Regions from separate parts of the Homo sapiens genome. Here region 1 is linked to region 2. Evidence: chromatin loops called from intact Hi-C (ENCODE). Cell type or tissue: PC-9. All regions are shown on one strand. Links, peaks and the distances in the headings refer to the core of each region. The heading gives the core; the rest is flanking DNA.

Region 1 (10,712 bases), core at 1,435-9,434, 110 kb after region 2:
TAGACTTTTGCATGTGTGTGTTTTAATAAAAAATGATGGCTGTATGGGGGTCCCAGTGGATTAAGCCACTGGTTTGCAACTCTGGTTACCTGTTAGAATCATCTGGGAAGTTTTTAAAACCAAGATGCCTGGTCCCTATCTCCCTACAGGTTTTTGATTCAATCGTTCTTGGACTGGGACAGGGCAGTTTATGTTTTAAAAGCTCCTCAGGTGATTCTAATTTGCAGCTAAGGGTTCCAAGCAATGGATTAAAGAAGAAAGCAGATACATAATGGTTTTATGAAACAGTTTGCTATACCTTAAAATCCAAAGCATTTTCCCCACACATCACTACTTGGTGGTGGAGAATAAACGGCGGCCGGTGGAGAGTTCTGGACTTACCAGAACAAAAGAACTCCAGGACAGGTCCCATGGGGAAGCTGCTGCTTCTCAGCTTCTTCAAGGTCAGGTGACAGATGCTGGGTGATGATCCGGGTGCATACTCCAGGGTGCTAGAGTGGGACAGGAGTATGCTTTTAGGTGGGCAACAGAGAATCTCATGGCACGGCTATAGTTAGTGGGCTCTTTGAGGTTAGAAGCAGTCTTGAATTTCATCTTTTAAATCCAGGACTCACCTACTGTATTAGTGCATTCTTACACTGCTGTAAAGATACTGCCTGAGACTGGATAATTTATAAATGAAGGAGGTTTAATTGACTCACAGTTCCGTACGGCTGGGGTGGCCTCAGGAAACTTACAATCATAGTGGAAGAGGAATCAGGCATTTTCTTCACAAGGCGGCAGGAGGGAGTGTGAGTGTGTGAAGGAGGAGCTGTCAAACACTCATAAAACCATCAGATCTCATGAGAACTCACTCACTATCATGACAGCATGGGGGAAACCACCCCCGTGATCCAATCACCTCCCTCCCTCCACAGGTGGGGATTACAATCGGCAATGACATTTGGATGGGGACACAGAACCAAACCATATTGTTCTGCCCCTCCATCTGCAAGCTGAAGAGCAGGGAAGCCAATAGTGGCTCAGTCCGAGTCCCAAAACCTCAAAAGTTGGGAAGCCGACAGTGTAGCCTCCAGTCTGTGGCTGAAGGCCTGAGAAACCCTGGCAAAACACTGGTGTAAGTCCAAGAGTCCAAAAGCCAAAGAACTTGAGTCTGATGTTCGAGGGCAGGAAGCATCCAGCACAGGAGAAAGATGAAGGCTGGAAGACTCAGCAAGTCTGCTCATTCCACCTTTTTCCACCTGCTTTTTCTAGCCTTGCTGGTAGCTGATTGGATGGTGCCTACCCAGATTGAGGGTTGGGTCTGCCTCTCCAAGTCCATTGACTCAAATGTTAATCTTTTCTGGCAACACCTTCACAGACACACCCAGAAACAATACTTTGCATCCTTTGAACCGATCAAGTTGACAATATTAACCGTCACACCTAAAGTAGTGGCTCATTTGTTATGTCTTTGCTTAATAAATAAATAATAAATATTTGTCCTAGGCATTGTGGGAGATATTTCCCCATCTATTATCTTTTTTTAACTCCAATTTTTAATTTTATTTGAATAAGAGACATGGTCTCACTGTCACACAGGCTGGAGTGCAGGAGTGCAGTGGCGCAATCATAGCTCACTGCAGCCTCGAACCCCTGGGCTCAAGCAATCCTCCTGCCTCAGTCTCCCAAAGTGCTGGGATTACAGGCATGAGCCACTTCACCTGGCCCCACGTGTTATCTAATTTAAAGTTTGCAACACTCCTGAAATGTAGATAATGAAATACAGAGGCGTAGAGAGATGAAATAACTTGTTCATCTTAGTTACACAACTGAGTCTGTGTTCAGAGCTGGGATTTGAACCGATGTGTGCCTAGAAAGCCCATACCTTTCTAGTCAATTGCCTAACAACTAGAAATGAGATTTGAATACAGAGGAAGTCCAGAGCCCCAAATCTCTTCGTGACAAGCCTGCCAGTTCTCCTCGGCATCATTCTAGGCTTTAAAATCTGTAACTCAGTGGTTTTAGACAATGATGATAAGATCTCGAGAGATGATAATTGTAGAAACATGCTATTTCTTTGACCCCGTTTCCTCCCAGCCCCATTATCTTTTATCTATGTGCTGAAATTTCTCTCCTTTGGTGTTTCAGGATAGGGTTTCACCTTGATTTCCTAATTTAGTTTAGTGTTAGTTTATTCTGGCTAAACTTTTAGTTCCTTTTGGGCAGTATGGCCTTAACAGATTCTGACATTCTAAGTCTTGAGAAATTAATGTAGGCCGGGTGCGATAGCACACACCTGGAATCTCAGCACTTTGAGAAGCTGAGGCGGGCAAATTGAGCTCAGGAGTTCGAGACCAGCTGGGGCAACATGACAAAACCCCATTTCAATAAAAAATACAAAAACTAGCCCAACATGGTGGGCATATGCGCTTGCAGTCCCAGCTCCTCCAGGGGCTGAGGCAGGAGGGTTGCTTGAGCCCTGGAGGTCGAGGCTGCAGTGAGCTGTATTTGTATCCCTGCATTCCAGCCTGGGTGACAAAGTGAGACCCTGTCTCAGGAGAAAAAAAAAAAAAGAAATTAATGTAGCTTCAACAGTAAATACAAGTCATGGACTGGCTACTGCCTAAGCAGTTCCTAAAGGCCTGGTGTGTGCAGACACCCAGCTAGGCACTGGGGGTGTAGTGGTGAACGGCACAGACATGGTCCTTAGCCTTGAGGAACTTAAGGAACTTCCAGCCTAGTTGGGAGAGATGAAAAAGATAAAATATTTTTCAGTAGTGGCTTGGCTGCTGCAAAGTTGATTTACTGTAGGTAATCGAGACAAAGTTTATATAATGTCATCCTATAGCCCATTAAAACAGAAAAAAAAAGGTGTAATGAGGTTGGTGTTCATAAGTACGAAATTGGTGTTTCTGTATGAAGGGCAATGTTAATATCTATTGCTAGAGTAATCACATTCACATGCTGACATGTTTGGTTTACAGCCAGAACGGTCAGGAAATTAAGCTGTTTATTTTCTGCCCTCTTGATAAAAGTCACACTTTTACAACATAATTAAGCAGAATGCCAAGCCATAGCTTTCAGCTATAAACACTGCTTTTAACATTAGGTAAGTAAGCTCATCCGGGGAGGGTTTTGTTTTTGTTTTGTTTTGTTTTGTTTTGCCATTGTAATTAACCTCAGTAGGATGAGCAGCTGTTTCATATTGCTCAAGCTGCAGGTAGCCTTGTTTCATTCTGAAGTGAGCTTCAGATACATGGTTGATTGTATTACCCCCAGCTACTGCTTAAGACCAAAGTAGAAGGTTTTTCTCCACCCTTGTAAGTATTTGTTTTCTGGAATTCTGGGAACTTTTGTTTCTGATAGGATCTAGAGCTATGGACATTTGTCCTTGGCATCCTTAGAGGCTTCTTTTGGGATCAGTGTAATTCCTGATTGAAGCCCAGTGCATGCATCAGAGAAGGCACTTCTTGACCCTTTTCTTCTTTGAGGTTAGGCTTCAGCTGTCTTAGAATGAGGCTGATTGAGGGTCTCCAGAAGGTCAGTACTAGTAAGATCTGAAGACTTAAGATTTTGCCCAATGTGAGCTGGTCCTTAAAAAGCAAATCCTTTGTATTCCTTTCTGAAGTCTTGCTGAATGCCGTTGTAGCAGCCAGGGTTCCTCATTGCAAAAAACAGAAAACACTTCTGTTAATGCACTGAATTTGGGATACTGAGTCTGACAGAATCTCCCAAAAGGCTGGAGAAGCAGGCTTGGAAAATGGTGAGAGAACCAAGAGCTGTGTGTAACTACCCCTAGCAACTAGAAGCTCCTGTCACTCTTTTGCATCTCCTCCTCCAGGTTCAGTGACCCAGGTGGGAGTGTCAAGTAGCTGGATCTCACTCACAGGTCCATGACCTAGCTGCTGGAGGTGGGGACATGGGGGAGGTTGGAGCAAGTGAAAAATTGGTCTTTTTAGCTTCCTTCAATTTGGGGGTTTCGGGGGTTAGTGCTCAAGATGTAGTCCTCTTCCCACCTGCCAGGGACTCGGAAGCTGCATGGTTGCCCATCTTGTTTCTTTCCTTATCCTGCGTTGCCCTAAGGTAGGGAAACCTAGCTGTCAAATCCCTTTAAACCAACATACTCACTGCATACACATCTTACAGTTAAAGCATGCCTAATTGCCCAATGTTTTATACAGAATTATTTGCTCAACTAATACTGCACAAGGGTAGAGAATTAAAATGAAAGGCTTTATGTTTAATATGGTCTATTAACTGTGGAGGGCACTGGAAATTGCCAGGCAGGTATAATAGAAAGTAGGTCATTTATTCACCACTTAGTGTAAGTGGTTTTTTCTTTTCTAGTAATAGCCATTCATTTTATCTGAAACTAATCTATTTTTAGAATCCTAACAGCTGGTTCCGATTATAAATGTTTTTTAGCCTCTGTCACACCAAGAACTTCAGAAACGTCTCAAAAACATCATATAATGTCTACCAATATACTGCTATTAAGAAACATCTTGCATACATTCTTCAGTATGCAAAGGACATTCATATCATGGACATGAACATCTTTATTAAATAAAGGCTGGGCCGGGTACGGTGGCTCATGCCTGTAATCCTAGCACTTTGGCAGGCCGAGGTGGACAGATCACCTGAGGTCAGGAGTTTGAGACCAGCCTGGCCAACATGGTGAAACCCCATCTCTACTAAAAAAAAAAAACAAAATTAGCCAGGCTTGATGGCACATGCCCATAATCCTAGCTACTTGGGAGGCTGAGGCAGGAGAACCACTTGAACCTGGGAGGCGGAGCTTGCAGTGAGCTGAGATCATGCCACTGCACTCCAGCATGGGTGACAGTTAGACTTCATCTCAAAAAAAAAAAAAAAAAAAAGGCTGAAGCCTGGTTTTGGTTCAAAAAGAATCAACAATATGAACCCATAAAATGAAATACCTCACAATAAAGCCAGAAATCAATATAGTCCCTTTAAACCTCTAGTTTTACTGATACATAATTTTTTCCCTCTTCAGGTGATGTTCTGATTAGTGTTGGCCATGCCAATGTGTTAGGATATACTCTTCGAGAATTTTTACAGCTTTTGCAACATATCACTATTGGAACAGTGCTACAAATCAAGGTTTACCGAGATTTTATTAACATTCCTGAAGAATGGCAAGAAATATATGATTTAATCCCTGAGGCCAAATTCCCAGTAACAAGGTAAATAGTTCATTTTAGGAACTCTTTGTTATAATACAGAATCCCAGGGCCTGTGAGGCATAGATGGTTTAATGTGACAATTATCAAATGATAAGGATCATGACAGGAGGACTGGTGACACTGTCAGAGTAATTTCCTGGGTTTCTGGTATTAGATCTGTAGGATCTAATATGAGAAAGCACGATGAAGTCAACCTGGAGTTAAAAAACAAGTCATCGGTTGGGAATTTTGTCCCCATGCCTACCTGTATGGTGCCCCTCTTTCCCGAGTCAGCCCTTAAAAATGCTTCTTGTGGGCCAGGTGTGGTGAATCATGCCTGTAATCCCAGCACTTTGGGAGGCTGAGGCGGGTGGATCATGAGGTCACGAAATCGAGACCATCCTGGCCAACATGGTGAAACCCCGTCTCTACTAGTAAATTACAAAAATTAGCTGGATGTGGTGGCGCGTGCCTGTAATTCCAGCTATTCGGGAGGCTGAGGCAGGAGAATCGCTCGAATCAGGGAGTCGGAGGTTGCAGTGAGCCGAGATCGCACCACTGCACTCCAGCCTGGAGATAGAGCGAGACTTTGTCTCAAAAAAAAAAAAAAAAAAAAAAAGTGCTTCTTGCAAATCCTATTTTCTTTTCCGTATTCAACTTTTTGTTCTCTGGGTCCTTCCCAATAACATCTAAGCCTTTTTAAACTTCTCCCATCTTGGCAAATCCTATCTTCAGTCCACTCTCCTCTCCCTACCCTCTTTAGCCACTGGAGTCTTTTGCATCCACTCCCAACTTGCTAAAAGCTGTATTAGACACCTCTGTTTCCTCGAAAGACGCCACTTCCCAGACACTCCTCCACCCACTTCAATCTAGGCTTTGCTTTCATCCCTTGGCTGAGTCCTTTTCCCAGGGCCACCCATAGCCTTCACACTTCTGATCCCACTAGATTCTTCTGTCTTTATCTTGCTTGGCTTCTGAGCAGCATTAGACACTTAACAATTTCCACCCACTCTCTTCTTGAAATAGCACTTCCCAGGCTTCTGTGACACCACACTCCCCTGATTTTCCTGTTACCTCTGGCCATTTCCTCTTGGTGTCCTTTCTCCTAGCCAGTTTCATTGATGCCTGTGGTTTCTATGACTATCCACATGCTAATTACTTTCAAACTGTATTATCACCAAAACTGTATTTTTTTTTTCTTGGAGACGAGGTTTTGCTCTTGTCACCCAGGCTGGAGTGTAGTGGCGTGACCTTGGCTCACTGCAACCTCTGCCTCTCGGGTTCAAGTGATTCTCCTGCCTCAGCCTCCAGGGTAGCTGGGATTACAGGCGCATGCCAACACACCCAGCTAATTTTTGTATTTTTAATAGAGACGAAGTTTCACCACGTTGGCCAGGCTGGTTTCGAACTCCTGACCTCAGGTGATCTGCCTGCCTCGGCCTCTCAAAGTGTTGGATTACAGGCATGAGCCACCAAGCCTGGCCAGAATGATCTTTTTGTAATGCAAATCTGATCCTGGCATGTTCCTGCAAAAAATCTCTTAAGACTTTTTGTTCTTTGGATAAATGTCAAAATCCTCACATTGGCCAATGATGCTCTATGGGGTTCAGCTGGCCTCTGCAAACCATTCCAACTTCAACTCATACTGCTTTCCCCATCCTTCTCTAGCCCCCTTTAGCTTCCAGCTCTCTGCCTTTTGTTTTGCCTCAGGGTCTTTGCACTTGCTCTTCTCTGTGTGCAACATGTTTGTAACTTTGCTCTTCAGTAGTCACCCTTGAAGGCTCCAGTGTAACTTCTCCAAGGGGTCTTCCTAGAAACAGGTCCACCTGACATATGCTCTCACAGCTCGCTCCTTCACATTTATCCCAATTTTAATGAAATAATCTGTGTAATCAGTTGTTCACTGTGTTTCCCTGGGAGAATGTGAACTCCATCAAGGCAGGGACTGAGTCTGTCTTGTTTTGCTAAAATTGCCCTAGGACTTTCATGTGGTCAGTGGTTCACTTGTTTTTAATTTTTAATTTTAAAAGTCTTATTTTTGAGACAGGGTCTCACTCTGTCACTCAGGCTGGAGTGTAGTAGCACGATCACAACTCACAATCAAATCCTACTCAGCGACTCCTACACTGGAGGGCACGACTCTAAAAGCCTGGGCTCATGTGATTACATAACAACTATGTTCTAAGCATTTTCATTACATGGAGGAGTTTTGAGATCCAGAATATTAAATTCTAAGGATGGTAGACTGACCATTCAAAAGCAAAGAAAAGATAGAACAGTACAACTTAAGTAAGAGGCGAAAACCCACAAACAATACCAAGCACCTGCTGATTCCCTTTCTTAATTAGGCAAAGTACCCATATCTGAGGCATTTTAGTAACTTATGTATAACGCGGCAGGGAAAGAAGAAGGAAAAAGATGCTTTCACAAAGCTAGTATAAACTTTTCCAGGAGAAAATGGCACTGGGTATACACACTGGAGAAATTCTCCATGTAACGCTCTGGGTAGGCCAAGTGGTATAGAAAGTTTGTTTCTAGCCAATCCTGACCTCTGCAGGGTTGTGGCTTTATTACCTAATGACAATTTACCTGTCCTTTATGGTTACCTAACCATCAGAGTTGCCAAGGATTCCCCCTGCAGTCTGAAAAAAAAAAGTTACTAATACTTGGATTTAAAAAAAAAATTCATGTGCTGTTCAGGAAGACCTAGGTGTGTCTGAAGGCAAATCAGACAAAGAAAATCAGTATTTAAGACTAGTGGCTCTCAGTAAAAATTACTCATTATCAACTGTTTATTACTGGAAGAGATAAACTTTTGGAAAAGCCATTCAAATTATTGGAAGCAAATACAACAGGCAGACTGCCAAGGTTATTAGTGATAACACCAGAAGTCTTAACAGGTTGGCAGGGAAGAAACCTATTTCCTTTTAGCAGGGCAGAATGTACCAGAGATTTGTAATCACAAAGATCTAGTTTTGGTTCTGCTGGGCAATAGCACCAGGATGAGGGAAAGCAGGTGACAGAGCATTCATTCTGGAAAGTTAAAGCAAGCACAGGTACTGTAGGCATTAGGAAAGTTCAGAGACCTGGAGGTGCTAGCAGGCAAGCACCACCTAGTTTCAACAATCAAGAAAGTCAATAATTGGAGAAAGTTAAAAACAACAACAACAACAACAACAAAAACCTGGCTGGGCACAGTGGCTCATGCCTGTAATCCTAGCACTTTGGAGGCCAAAGTAAAGATTGCTTGAGGCCAGGAGTTTGAGACAGGCATGGGCAACATAGGGAGATCCTGTTTTAAAAATAAATAAATAAATAAAAATAAATAAAAATTAGCCAGGTGCGGTGGCATACAGCATACACACCTGTAGTCTCAACTACTTTGGAAGCAGAGGCCAGAGGGTCACTTGAGCCCAGGAATTCAAGGTTGCAGTGAGCTATGATTGTACCACTGCACTCCAGCAAGGGTGACAGAGCAAGACCCTCTCTAAAAAAAAGACTCTAAGACTTACTAATGACTAGGATGTTGAAGATCCTTAAGGCCCACTATTTCCTGACTTCCTGACTCCTCTGGAAATCAGTAATGTTGTGTTAATGCCACGTGAGCCACAAGAATAGAGTTCTCAGGAGATGGCCAGGTTGAATCCGTCACTTTAGCTGCAGTGAAATTAACCTACCCTTTAACACCTCCTAATATTCTGGTCAGTAGTCTAGTATAAGTCTGTGCAAAACTTTTTAAGGTATGGTGAAGTAATTTAAGGCAGAATTTGATTTCCATTTAGAAATGGAAAAAGATTTCAAGACGATTTAAAAAAGAGAAACATTTCAATGACACAGAAAGGTAATGCTAAAGCTAAATTGTATCTTTTATGAGTCAAAGCAAGTTATAAGGCATCTTGTTAGGGGACCATAAATGTTTAGACATGAAGAATCTATTTTATTCACTATTCTTTTCATTTCAGCACACCAAAGAAAATTGAGCTGGCAAAAGATGAATCTTTCACAAGCAGTGATGATAATGAAAATGTAGATTTAGATAAAAGACTTCAATATTATAGATATCCGTGGTCAACTGTGCATCACCCTGCAAGGAGACCAATATCCATCTCCAGAGACTGGCATGGATATAAGAAGAAGAACCATACTATTAGTGTAGGAAAAGACATTAATTGTGACGTGATGATTCACAGAGACGACAAGAAAGAAGTGAGGGCCCCTTCTCCATACTGGATAATGGTGAAGCAAGACAATGAAAGCTCTTCCTCCTCTACCTCCTCTACCTCAGATGCATTTTGGCTGGAAGATTGTGCCCAAGTTGAAGAGGGTAAAGCCCAACTGGTATCAAAGGTTGGTTAGCAAATCTGTGGTCATATGAGCATTTATCTTGCAGACACCCAAGTTTTGTGCCTCACCAGGCACAAGTTTGCTGTACTTATCAAGGACTGTCTGTAGACTCACCAATTCTCTTCTCTTATGACTGCGTTATAAAGCCTTTAGAGATGTTCTTCAACAGGATTATCTAAAGACTTCCTTGGGTTCTTGCAGGCCTCACAAATCTTATTTTCAGAATAAGACCCTCCTTTTTGAGAAGAATTTCTTTCTTTTAGAAAATGCCGTAGAGAAATCCAATATCAGAATGTCTGAACATAGTAGAGAATGTCACTTTATGTAAACACTACATTTTTCTTTAAATATTTAGTTTCTCTCTTTTTTTTGGTAAACTTCAAGTACTATAATTAAAATAACTAAGAGACATAATTCTTTGGCTAGTTATTCACATTAGAATTCTTTTTTTTTCCCCTTTTTAGCCCTTCTTTTACTGTAAATGTTGAATTGAGAGTTAATTATTTGGAAGAGACAGGATAGTAACAGATAAGGGAGAGACAGGAGATGAGAGAAAAACAAAACTCTGTCAATGAAGATAAATCAGACATAAAAAAATGAATGAATGGGAATATAGGATATGATTGATAGGAAATGTATGTTTTTTGGAAATAATTTTATTGCAAAAAAGGCAAAACAGGGGTAAAAACCAGACCATTTAGCTGTTGACACCCAAAATGACAAATTTTGAACTTGCTTTCATCTTAAACGCCACCAATAGTAATCTGGCACTATTTACCCCGATAGCCACTTAGCCTTAATTTTAATAGTTTCTGATGCTTCTATACTCAATAATTATATTCCTGTCTCCTTTAAAGCATCTAAAACAAAGATATCAGCACATAATAAATACTTGTTGATTAACTCATTGAGAAAAACGTAAGAAAAACACTTAAACAGAATGTTTTATTGACTTTAGGTCAGCTGGGAATAATTACCTGCATTTATGCCTTATTTTACCTCACTGGAAAAAAGACAAATGATATATTAGAGACTTCTGACTTTCATGTGTTTGCTGCTCTGGGCTGAGAGAACGTTCAGCTCTCTCCTGTAATGTGTGCATCAGTATTACAACTCATCAACAAAAGGTGTATGTCCCAAATTTCCACTTGCTGCCATTGACTTCTGGCCAGAAACAAACTTCTTTGCCGCCTTTAAAGA
Region 2 (10,712 bases), core at 1,430-9,429:
TTTTCGTTTGTTTGTTTTGAGAGGGAGTCTCACTGTGTCTCCCAGGCTAGAGTGCAATGGCGTGATCTCGGCTCACTGCAAACTCCACCTCCTGAGTTCAAGCGATTTTCCTGCCTCAGCCTCCTGCATAGCTGGGATTGCAGGCTTGCACGACCACGCCCAGGTAATTTTTTGTATTTTTAGTAGAGATGAGGTTTCACCATGTTGGCCAGGCTGCTCTTGAACTCCCAACCTCAGGTGATCCACCTACCTAGGCCTCTCAATGTGCTGGGATTACAGGCCTGAGCCACCATGCCCAGCCCTTAATCAAACTTTTAAGAAAAGTGATATCCAGATGATCAGCCTTAGTCTTCTAAATCTCATTGCGGGTCTAAAGTCAAATGCCCAGTGCACATCTGCATTCTCACCTGCCCAGCACCCATTCCCCCTTCTGGTAACAGTGCTCTGGCCTTCCACATGCAACCATCTGTCTCTCTTTTTCAGTCCATGAGGGCTGGGGGGCTAATCCAGTCTCTTTCCCCTTCCCCCCTGTCTTTTATTTTATTTTATTTTTGCCCCAGAAGTCAGCACTAGTTCCAGGCCTAGTCAAATAGTGATAGTATATTTCATCTCCTTGGCTATGATGATTGGTGTAAATTGGTCAATGAGAGTCAGTCCCAGGATTTGGAAGTTGTGCAGGGAACAGGAAGTGAAGTTCCTTTTTACTGGAGCTGCTGATCACCACCTTCCTATGCCTGAAGAGAGATGTCCTGAGAATAAAACCAACTCAGGAAAGCAGAGCCCACAGGCATAGAGGTGACATCATCTGAGCACCTGGATCCAGCTGTGGCTGGGGTTTTCATTTACTTAGGTTAGTAAATGCCTTTTTTTAGCTTAAGCAATTTATATTGGAGGTCTACATTTGCAACTGAAAGGGTTCTAACAAATACAAATGGAATGAGTGAAAGGGGGCAAAGAATGAAATCTATGCCCGTTACCTTCTTGCTGTTTTCTGTGAGCCACTGAATTCTCTCTTGATAGACTTCAATAGTGCTGTCAAGACATCAGAAAGACTCATCACCCAAGGCCAGCGTCATCACTGAGCAACAGCCACTTACATACACAAAAGGCAGGTATGAATAATTGTTTTTTTTTTTAATGTGCATAGGTTCTTGGAAGAAGGTGGTGAACCTTTTAGGTGCACTGTAGTGCACGCCTGTAGTCGTGGCTACTCAGGAGCCTGACGTGGGAGGATCACTTGAGGCCAGGAGTTCAAGACCAGCTTAAGCAACCTAGTGAAACCCTGTCTCTACAAAAAATAAAAAAATTTGCTGGGTATGGTGGTGCATGCCTGTAGTCCCAGCTACTCAGGAGGCTGAGGTGGGAGGATCACTTGAGCCCAGGAGTTCAAGGCTGCATGGAGTTATGATTGTTCCACTGCACTCAAGCCTGGGCACAATCGAGGAAAGACAAAACTGAAGATACTTGTTTGCCAGGGCACTAGGTATAAGGAGATTGTGAAAGGGATCGAGTGTATAGGTGCTGCTCTATTGGTGACACAGTGCACAGGATAAATGACAACGGTTTGGTGGATCAAGGGGTGGAATCAGGCCCTCCCAGACTTCAACCTGCTCATGTAACCTCGTCTCCTTTCTCCACATAGCTCACTCACTCTGTGCTCACTCTGCCCGGTGAGGGCAGGTCTGTGGAGGGTGGGGGAGGGTGTTCTTACGAGAAAGTTGGAAGACCACCCTTGCACTTGCTCAAATCTGTGTCTTCTCAGAAGGAATTGTTCCTAGTCTCCTGGAAACTGATCATAAAGGCACAACAGAGGCAGTTAAGCAATCGTTTCTACTGGATTGATTAACAAAAAACCTAGTTTCTGAAAAGTAGCTGGGGGACCTTCTTGAACTTGCCTTATTGCATGCCTGGCTTGCAATGACTGGTTGAAGACTAGCATATATCATATGCACAAGGTAAGGACTAGGTCACTTTAATTTAATTGACTTGTTCTTACTGGGGGCAGGTGAGATTTGGGGGCCTAGAGAGGGACAAAAAAGGTCTTTGGAAATGAGATCATGGGGCAGTGGGTGGTAGATAGAGTCATAAGGGATACATGAGTTATGAATAGAGCTAAGAAGATGAGCTTTATTTTTATCTTCTTCTTCTTTTTATTTGAGACAGGGTCTCACTCTGTTGCCCAGGCTGGAGTGCAGTGGTACGATCATGGCTCACTGCAGCTTCAACCTCCCTTGGCTCAGGTGATCCTCTCACCTCAGCCTTTAAGTAGCTGGAACTATAGATGCACACCACCACACCTGGCTAATTTTTATATTTTTTGTAGAGTTGGGGTTTCATCATTTTTCCCAGGCTGGTCTTGAACTCCTGAACTCAAGCGATCCTCCTGCCTTGACCTCCCAAAGTGATTACAGGTGTGAGCCACTTGTGCCCAGCTGAAGATGAGCTTTATAATAAAATATGTTTGTGTTTGAGATACAGCTCTGCCATCTACTAGCTGTGTGACCTTGGACAGGTGTGGTAACCTTTCTGAGCCCCAGTTTCACCATCTCCAACATGAAGGTAACAACAGGATTCTATCCAAGTCAATTTGCTAAAAGTCAATTTACTGAAAGCCAGTCCTCTGAAAATCAATTTGCCAAATGACCAGTTAGCTAAATAGACTTGAACATTCCTTAAAATACTGGATTCACAATTAAAACTGATAAACCAAGACATTGCAGAATTCTTTAAAACCTGTTTAAGCTTCCAACCTAATAAAAGTTACTATAAATTCTACAGTTAAATGGTTTTGAGAAATTTGAGCAACTGGTCATTCCATGAATGGCCATTCAGCAATTGACTTTTGGTTAACTGGCTTGAGAGTGATGGTTTTATAAGGGGAAACCCCTTTCTCTTGATTCTCATTCTCTCTTTCCTGGCTGCCTTGTAAGATGTCCCTTTGCTCTTCCTTCATCTTCTGCCATGAATGTGAGGCCTCCCCAGCCATGTGGAACTGTGAGTCCATTAAACCTCTTTCTTCTGTAAATTGCCCAGTCTCGGGTATGTCTTTATCAGCAGCATGAAAATGGACTAATACACATGTGCTATCAAAATCTGGTTTAGGAGTGGGGATGCATGCATGTTTTTGGCATATATTTGCAAAGTTATGAACGCAATCAATTTGACATTGAAAGTCATTACTCTTAACCATTAAACACCAGATGAAGCTGTGTCATCCAAGGGACTATGGATTTCATTTTATATTTTTTTAGAGATAGGGTCTTATTTTGTTGCCCAGGCTAGAGTGCAGTGGTGTGATCATAGCTCACTGCAGCCTCGAACTTCTGGGCTCAAGTGATCCTCCCACCTTGGTCTCTCAAAGCGCTAGGATTATAGGCATGGACCACCATGCCTGGCCCTAGACTATGGATTTGAAAAGGCTGAGAGACACTGATCTGGTCCAACCTTTCTATTTGAGAAAAGGGGAAATTGGGGCTAGAAGTGGGAAGAGACATGCTCATCTCCCTGAGTGGTAGTTTTTCCTTTTTTTTTTTTTTTTTTTTGAGACAGGGTCCCACTCTATTGCCCAAGGTCCCACAGAGATTGCTGTTTGAACAAAGTTACTTCCAGGCTACTGAAATGACATAATTCTTTCTTTTTCTTTTTCCTTTCTTTTTTTTTTTTTTGAGACAGAGTTATGCTCTTGTTGCCCAGGCTGGAGTGCAATGGTGTGTTCTTAGCTCACTGGAACCTCCACCTCCCGAGTTCAAGCGATTCTCCTGCCTCAGACTACAGGGTAGCTGGGATACAGGCATGCACCACCAGGACTGGCTAATTTTTTAAAAAAATATTTTTAGTAGAGACAGGATTTCACCATGTTGGCCAGCCTGGTTTCAAACTCTTGACCTCAAGTGATCCACCTGCCTCGGCCTCCCAAAGTACTGGGATTACAGGTATAAGCCACCATGCCCGGACTGAAATGACATAATTCTTGAGTTCTGTGGTGTTGGGAGGACAGTGAGAAACATACTTACTCAGAAAGCTTTGACTCAAAATGGCGGATGATCTGGGTGGAGAAACATATTTTCTGCACGACATTGGTGCCCTCCTCCCTGAAGAAGCAAAGCCTTATGAGGGGATCTCTCGGGCCCAGGGGGTTGCATGTGTCACTGCAGCTGTGGGGGGTGCGGGGAACAGCTTCAGACTTACAGCACTTCTGTGCCCTGGCTTATCAGGTCAGCCAAGGTGAGTTTCTGACATTTTAAACTGTGAGCCGAAAGCCAGTCTTCAGAGTCCTCCCAATCTGAAGACTGGGTCTCACTCCCCTGCAGCCTCTGCAAGACAAAAGCCAGAGTCAAACCGTGAAGTGGAAAGAGAGGGAAGGAAGAGGTTCCCTTCACACAGATACCCAACGGGCGCCAACTCAGACTGACCCTATCTTTTTTTTTTTTTGAGACGGAGTTTCGCTCTTGTCACCAAGGCTAGAGTGCAGTGGAATGATCTTGGCTCACTGCAACCTCTGCCTCCCAGGTTCAAGTGATTCTCCTGCCTCTGCCTCCCGAGTAGCTGGGATTACAGGCATGCACCACCACGCTTGGCTAATTTTTGTATTTTTAGTAGAGACAGGGTTTTGGCATTTTGGCCAGGCTGGTCTCAAACTCCTGACCTCAAGTGATCCACCAGCCTTGGCCTCCCAAAGTGCTGGGATTACAGGCATGGGCTGCTGTACCCAGCCCCCTGGTTTGTCCGTGTTAGAGACAGGGCCTCACTCTGTCACCCAGGCTGGAGTGCAGCGGTGTGATCATAGCTCACTGCAGCTTCGAAGTTCTGGGCTCAAGCGACCTTGACTTAAGTTCTGTGCCTGAGGCCTGCTGGGCTGTCTGTCTCAAAGGGAAATTAGCAAGTGTTGAAGAAGTGTGAAAAACACTCTCATAATTACTGCAAATACTTAGATAGCACTTATTACATGTTAAGCACTTTCCGTACGTTAACTCATTTAATTTTACAAAGTGGGTTCCATTATGATAACCCCATCTTGCTGACCAGGGAACTGAGGTACAGATAATTTAGGTAATCAGTCCAAGGTCATCCAGCTAGAAAGTGGCAGATGTGGAATTCAAACCCAGGCTGTAAAGCTCAAGTCATGCTTCTAACCATGGCACTATGTTGTCCCTCTAAACTAGCACCAAACTGTGACCACCTCCATGAAGGAGTGAGAGGACTGACGGGCAAGATTACTTTCTCATTATGTGATTCTGTGCTAACAAATGTCCTGCCCTTGAAAGGCACCTAAAATCATAGGTCCCTGTCGCATATCTAGGGAAATACAGCTCTCTATCACATGGACACTAGATGTCACTCTTCTCACCTTTCAGACTCAACCCTCCCCCTGGTTGGAAACACCGAGCATGGTACTTTTTTTTTTTTCTTTTGAGACAGGGTCTCATTTTATTGCCCATGCTGGAGTGCAGTGCCACAATCTCAGCTTACTGCAGCCTCAGCTTCCCAGGCTCAAGTGATCCTCCTTCCTAGACCTCCCAATTAGCTGGGACTATAGGCACGTGCCACCACACCTCACTAATTTGTGTATTTTTTTTTTTTTTTTTTTTTTTTTTTGTGGAAACAGGGTTTCACCATGTTGCCCAGGCTGGCCTCAAACTTCGGGACTCAAGCGATCCTCTCATCTAGGCCTCCCAAAGTGCTGAGATTACAGATGTGAACGACCGTGCCTGGTGAGCATGGTGGACTTAATAATTCACCTTTCTTCCATCTGTGTTGCTTTTCAAATGATGTCATGTTTTAGGACACAGATTTTGTATTATTCATACTTGAAGATACACTATTAAACACATTATGGATTTTGACTTTAGGCCATGCTAATTATGTAACTCTACTAGTTCATTTGCATAGAGAATGGTAAGATCTTCGTGTTGGAGCAATCCTTTCCCTCTTTCCTTCAGGTTCATCTGCAAGGCAAAGGAGGCCCCAGCTGTGGCTGATAAATATAAGAATGATCCTGTCTACACCTGGGAAGTCATGCATTTTCATATAAAATTAGAGGAAAGATGCATGTCATCAACATCTGAACCCATTACAAGACTTCTTCAGAATCTCAAAACTCTATCAACCTTTCCTCGTCTCCTTTAATTAAGCTTGCTTTCCTGTAAGTGCCAGAACCTAAGTAAATCATGAGTATTTTTCTGATTGTTTAATTGCCAGCATTATACCTGTATTGTTTTTGACTATCATTTCAAAGGTATCATATTTAAACTCTAGTGTGGGTTAGGTACATGGTTGTGCACTAGCCTTGCTTGAACATGGCAACCACTGATTGCCACTGTGTCCCTGGTAGAATGAATTCTGAGTTCTAGACAATCCACTCACCCTCTTGGGAAGGCACATTGAAGGTCAGCCTAAAATCGTAGTCTGGTCAGAGGTTTATTCTCCTATCATACCCCATTTGTCCAACAGCACTTCCTGAAATGGATTTCTGAATCTCGATTTCAGGGAATCTCAAAAGCAAAGCAAATCTCAGGAAGGGGAATTTTAGAATCAAATGCTTAAGACTTCAGGCCTTGATAACATGATCAGAGTCTTCACATGCTCCTGAATATTTAGTGACATGGCCAAATAGGCTAAACAATTTCTATATAAACAGTATAGAGATTCTTCAGTCATTTCTGAAGGCAGAGGATTAGAGATAAATGCTTAATTACTCCTTTTTCAGTCCTAGAATCCTATGAGAAGGAAGAAATCCCCAGAATTTAACACACTGTGCATTCTCTGAATGATTTGTAGTATCACGACCCAGTTAAAGTGCCATGGTCTTTACCAGTAAGTCCTGTGTCTGGTTAACATGTGTAACCAATAATCCATTGTCCGAATTTTGCCCAAGTCCATTCATATTCTTCTGCTTTAGTGGCTTCTTTGAATCTCTGCCAGTGTTTCTCCTAATGCTACAAAACATAAAGTAATTTGATCAATGCCCCAGCACTGGGCATAGGTTTGATACCCCCAGTGCCTCCTCTCTTTGCCCTAGTCCCTACAAGGATTCTAGAAACATTTTTCTGTGCAGTAACTGAGAAGGATTCCTGCAGAGTCCTGATAAAATGTGGACTCCAGTTCCATGAGATATTTTATTATTTAGATAACTAAAGCCCTCAGGTGGCTATAAGAAGATTCAATGACCATTTACCCAGTCTCACCCTCAGCTCCCATGAGCAAAATGCTGTTGCTGTTTTCGTTTGCAAAATCAGAGAACTAGCCCAGGCACGGTGGCTCACGCTTGTAATCCCAGCACTTTGGGAGGCCGAGACGGGCGGATCATGAGGTCAGGGGATCGAGACCATCCTGGTTAACACGGTGAAACCCTGTCTCTACTAAAAATACACAAAATCAGCTGGGTATGATGGTGGGCACCTGTAGTCCCAGCTACTCGGGAGGCTGAGGCAGGGGAATGGCATGAACCCGGAGGGCAGAGCTTGCAGTGAGCCTAGATTGTGCCACTGCACTCCAGCCTGGGAGACAGTGCGAGAATCTGCCTCAAAAAAAAAAAAAAAAAAAATCAGAGAACTATGCTTACCAATGGTTTTCCAGAAACATATTTTCTTGACCATGGAAGACATGACTAGTTTGTGTAGCCATTGCAAAACACCCAATGCTTATTTTCCTAAAGAAGAAAAGAATACCAGAAAACAGGATAAATGTGGCATACAGACAATAGTTTTGGGGGGTATCTATATTCAGCACAATGCTTCTTTTTCTACATGTTTAATTTTTTTTTGAGATAGGGTCTCACTTAGTTGCCCAGGCTGGAGTACAGTGGCCCAATCATGGCTCACTGTAGCCTTGACCTCCCAGGCTCAAGCAATCCTCCCACCTCAATCTCCCAAGTAGCTGGGACTACAGGCACAAGCCACTATGCCCAGCTAATCTTTCTGTTTACTGTAGAGACGGGGTCTCACTATGTTGCTTTGGATGGTCTCGAACTCTAGGGCTCAAGTGATCCTCCCACCTAGGCTGGGATTAGAGATGTGAGTCACCACGCCCGGCCATTTTTAAAATTTTATTGACAAGGTCTTGCTCTGTCACCAAAGCTGAAGTAATGTGGTGCTAACATAACTTATGGCAGCCTCGAACTCCTGGCCTCAAGAGATCCTCCTCAGCCTCCCTAAGTCATGGGATTATAAGAGTGAGCCACTGTGCTCAGCCAACTCTTCTTTAATTAATTCATTCAGTAAATACTTATTGAACACCTGCCAGGTATCAGGCATTGTGCTTGGTGCTGAGGATACAATGGTGAACAAGATAAAGCTTTCTCAACTTCAACACTTTGACTCTTGGACCGGATCATTCTTTGCTGTGGGGGCCGTCCTATGCATTGCAGGATGTTTAGCAGCATCCTGGCCTCTACCTATTAGATATCAGTAGCATCCCTCCTCACTTTTTCCCAATGTGACAACCAGAAATGTCTCTAGACATTGCTTAATGTCTCATGGACAGCAGAATTGTCCCTAGTTGTAAACCACTAAGATAGACTTTGTCCTTGTCCTCCCAGCGCTTATATTCTAGAGGGGGAGACTGATATTAAAAAACTAAATAAAATAATTACAAATTGTGGAAAGTGTGGAAAGAACTAAAAGGATAATAGAAAGTAATCAAGGGGCCAGGCATGGTAGCTCACACCTATAATCCCAGCACTTTGGGAGGCAGGCTGAGGCAGGAGGTCACTTGAGGCCAGGAGTTCAAGACCAGCCTTGGCAAACCAGCGAGACCCCATCTCTATAAACATAATAAAGATAAATTAGCCAGGTGTGGTGGTATGTGCCTGTAGTCCCATCTACTTGGGAGGCTGAGGCAGGAGGATCGCTTGAGCCCAGGAGTTCAAGGCTGCAGTGAGCTATGATCATGCCACTGCACTCAATCCTGGGCAATAGAGGGAGATTCTGTTTCTAAAAAATAAACAAAAATCCACACCCAAATCCAATGTTACACCCCCTTTTCTCCCTCCTGCTTAAAACTGATCAAAGCCTTCTCTATTTCTAGGATGAAGACTGAGATCCTTCAGATGGCATCTGAGGACTCTCAAGGTCTGGCTGCTCCCACCTACCCCTCTAGATTTCCCACTTCACCACTGCTCTCCTCTGTGTTCCACAAGGGCCTCCCTTTCCAGTTTCTGGAATTCTCTATAGTTCCTTTAACCACAGGGACTTTTCATGTGCTGCTGTCTTTGCTCTGGAACGTTCTTCTTCTCCCCTACCCTAATCATCTTGACATTTCAGCTTGAATATCACTTCCTTCAGGAAATCTCCAGCATCCCATTATATTTCAGTTTCCTTTGTTTTATACAGACTTTCATAGAACCATGCTCTTTTAGGGCAGGTATCTTAATTTGGAACGATACATTCATTAGAGGGATTTTTTAAAATTTGTGTGTCTGTCCCCTTACACTGTAAGTTATGTAAGAGCAGGGACTGGCAGACACTCGATAAATATTTTGAGAAGGGAAGGTGAAGGGGCAGGAGGTTGAAAGACTCCCTTGGTTTTTTTTTTTTTTTTTTGAGACGGAGTCTTGCTCTTGTCACCCAGGCTGGAGTGCAGTGGCATGATCTTGGCTCACTGCAATCTCCACCTCCCAGGTTCAAGTGATTCTCCTGCCTTAGCCTCCCACATAGCTGGGATTAAGAGGCGCCCACCACCATGCCCAGCTAATTTTTGTATTTTTTGTAGAGACGGGGTTTCACCATGTTGGCCAGGCCGGTCTCAAACTCTTGACCTCAGGTGATCCACTTGCCTTGGCCTCCCAAAGTGCTGGGATTACAGGTGTTGAGCCACCACGCCCAACCTGCCTTGGTTCTTGAATTTCTAATTATATATCCCAGGCACGTGTGAGACCTTTCTGTTCTTGGGTTCCATGAGATACCCTGTTTCTTAGAATTCTCTACCTTTTTTTTTTGCTTCAGCTAGCTCCTTTAGCTTTCTGTTATTTGCAACCAAAAAAATACCAGCTAAGACACAGCAAGTGAGAGACTCTGAATAAAGTTGCAACTTAGAGTGTGTGTTCTTGTGAAATCATTAAATTAAACAGCCTAATAATGGTTTGGCAACTTGCTTTTCTCTTTCAAGTCTTTAATCTTTTATTCAGAGGATGCTTTGTTTTCTGGGAAGCACCAGGATAATGTGGCAATGCTTTAAAAAAAAAAAAAAAACTGGCTTTACTTCAGCAAGCTTTCCTGGGAGACTCTAATGGCAGAGACTGTTGAAATAGAAATGCCTCATGAACACTGGCCGCCCCATAGTGTCTCACTTCCCTCTTTCCAGCCAGTGATTAACAGCTCTTAATGAATTCAGAGGACTGCATGGCTAGATTCTGGGGTGACTGGTGCAGGCTGATGGAGAAGGGGTTGAACTGCATAAAATAAACAAAACAAAATAGTGCTCCAGAAAAAGCACGGGGCCGGGTGCAATGGCTCATGCCTGCAATCCCAGCACATTGGGAGGCTGAGGCAGGGAGATTGCTTGAGCCAGGAGTTTGAGAGTAGCCTAGCCAACATAACGAGACCCCGTCTCTATATAAAAAAAAAAAAAATACAAAAATTAGCTGGGCATGGCAGTGCGCACCTGTAGTCCCAGCTACTAGGGAGGATGGGGTGGGCAGGTCACTTGAGCCCAGGAGTTTGAGGCTGCGGTGAGCTGTGATCGCATCGCTGCACTCCAGCCTGGGTGTTGGAGTG

The links. A loop is a pair of places that touch in the nucleus more often than their neighbours do. Peaks named below come from ENCODE experiments on the same cell type or tissue, not always from the same donor. Only the 100,000 strongest peaks of a DNase experiment are listed, where the experiment ranks them.
Region 1: a loop joins it to region 2, with 4 times the contacts of the local background. A loop is called at or near these places in 5 of 110 quality-filtered maps.

The regions. Positions count from the first base shown.
Region 1 is chr16:21,983,079-21,993,790 of GRCh38, reverse strand. It overlaps PDZD9 (PDZ domain containing 9), which reads left to right. Exons shown (of 4, transcript NM_001363519.1): 3 at 5,000-5,189; 4 at 9,131-9,926. The coding sequence ends at 9,524. It overlaps UQCRC2 (ubiquinol-cytochrome c reductase core protein 2), which reads right to left. Exons shown (of 14, transcript NM_003366.4): 14 at 10,131-10,703. The coding sequence ends at 10,620. Among named protein-coding and RNA genes, the nearest start is that of PDZD9, 13 kb to the left of the region's middle. In PC-9, for the core only: no CTCF peak of the experiment used is centred there; a DNase peak (open chromatin) is centred at 5,410.
Region 2 is chr16:22,093,795-22,104,506 of GRCh38, reverse strand. It overlaps VWA3A (von Willebrand factor A domain containing 3A), which reads right to left. Exons shown (of 34, transcript NM_173615.5): 2 at 7,562-7,648; 3 at 6,812-6,935; 4 at 4,189-4,313; 5 at 4,014-4,091; 6 at 978-1,032. Among named protein-coding and RNA genes, the nearest start is that of VWA3A, 6.6 kb to the right of the region's middle. In PC-9, for the core only: CTCF peaks have their summits at 5,156 and 5,360 (motif pointing right); a DNase peak (open chromatin) is centred at 5,356; H3K4me3 peaks cover 319 bases.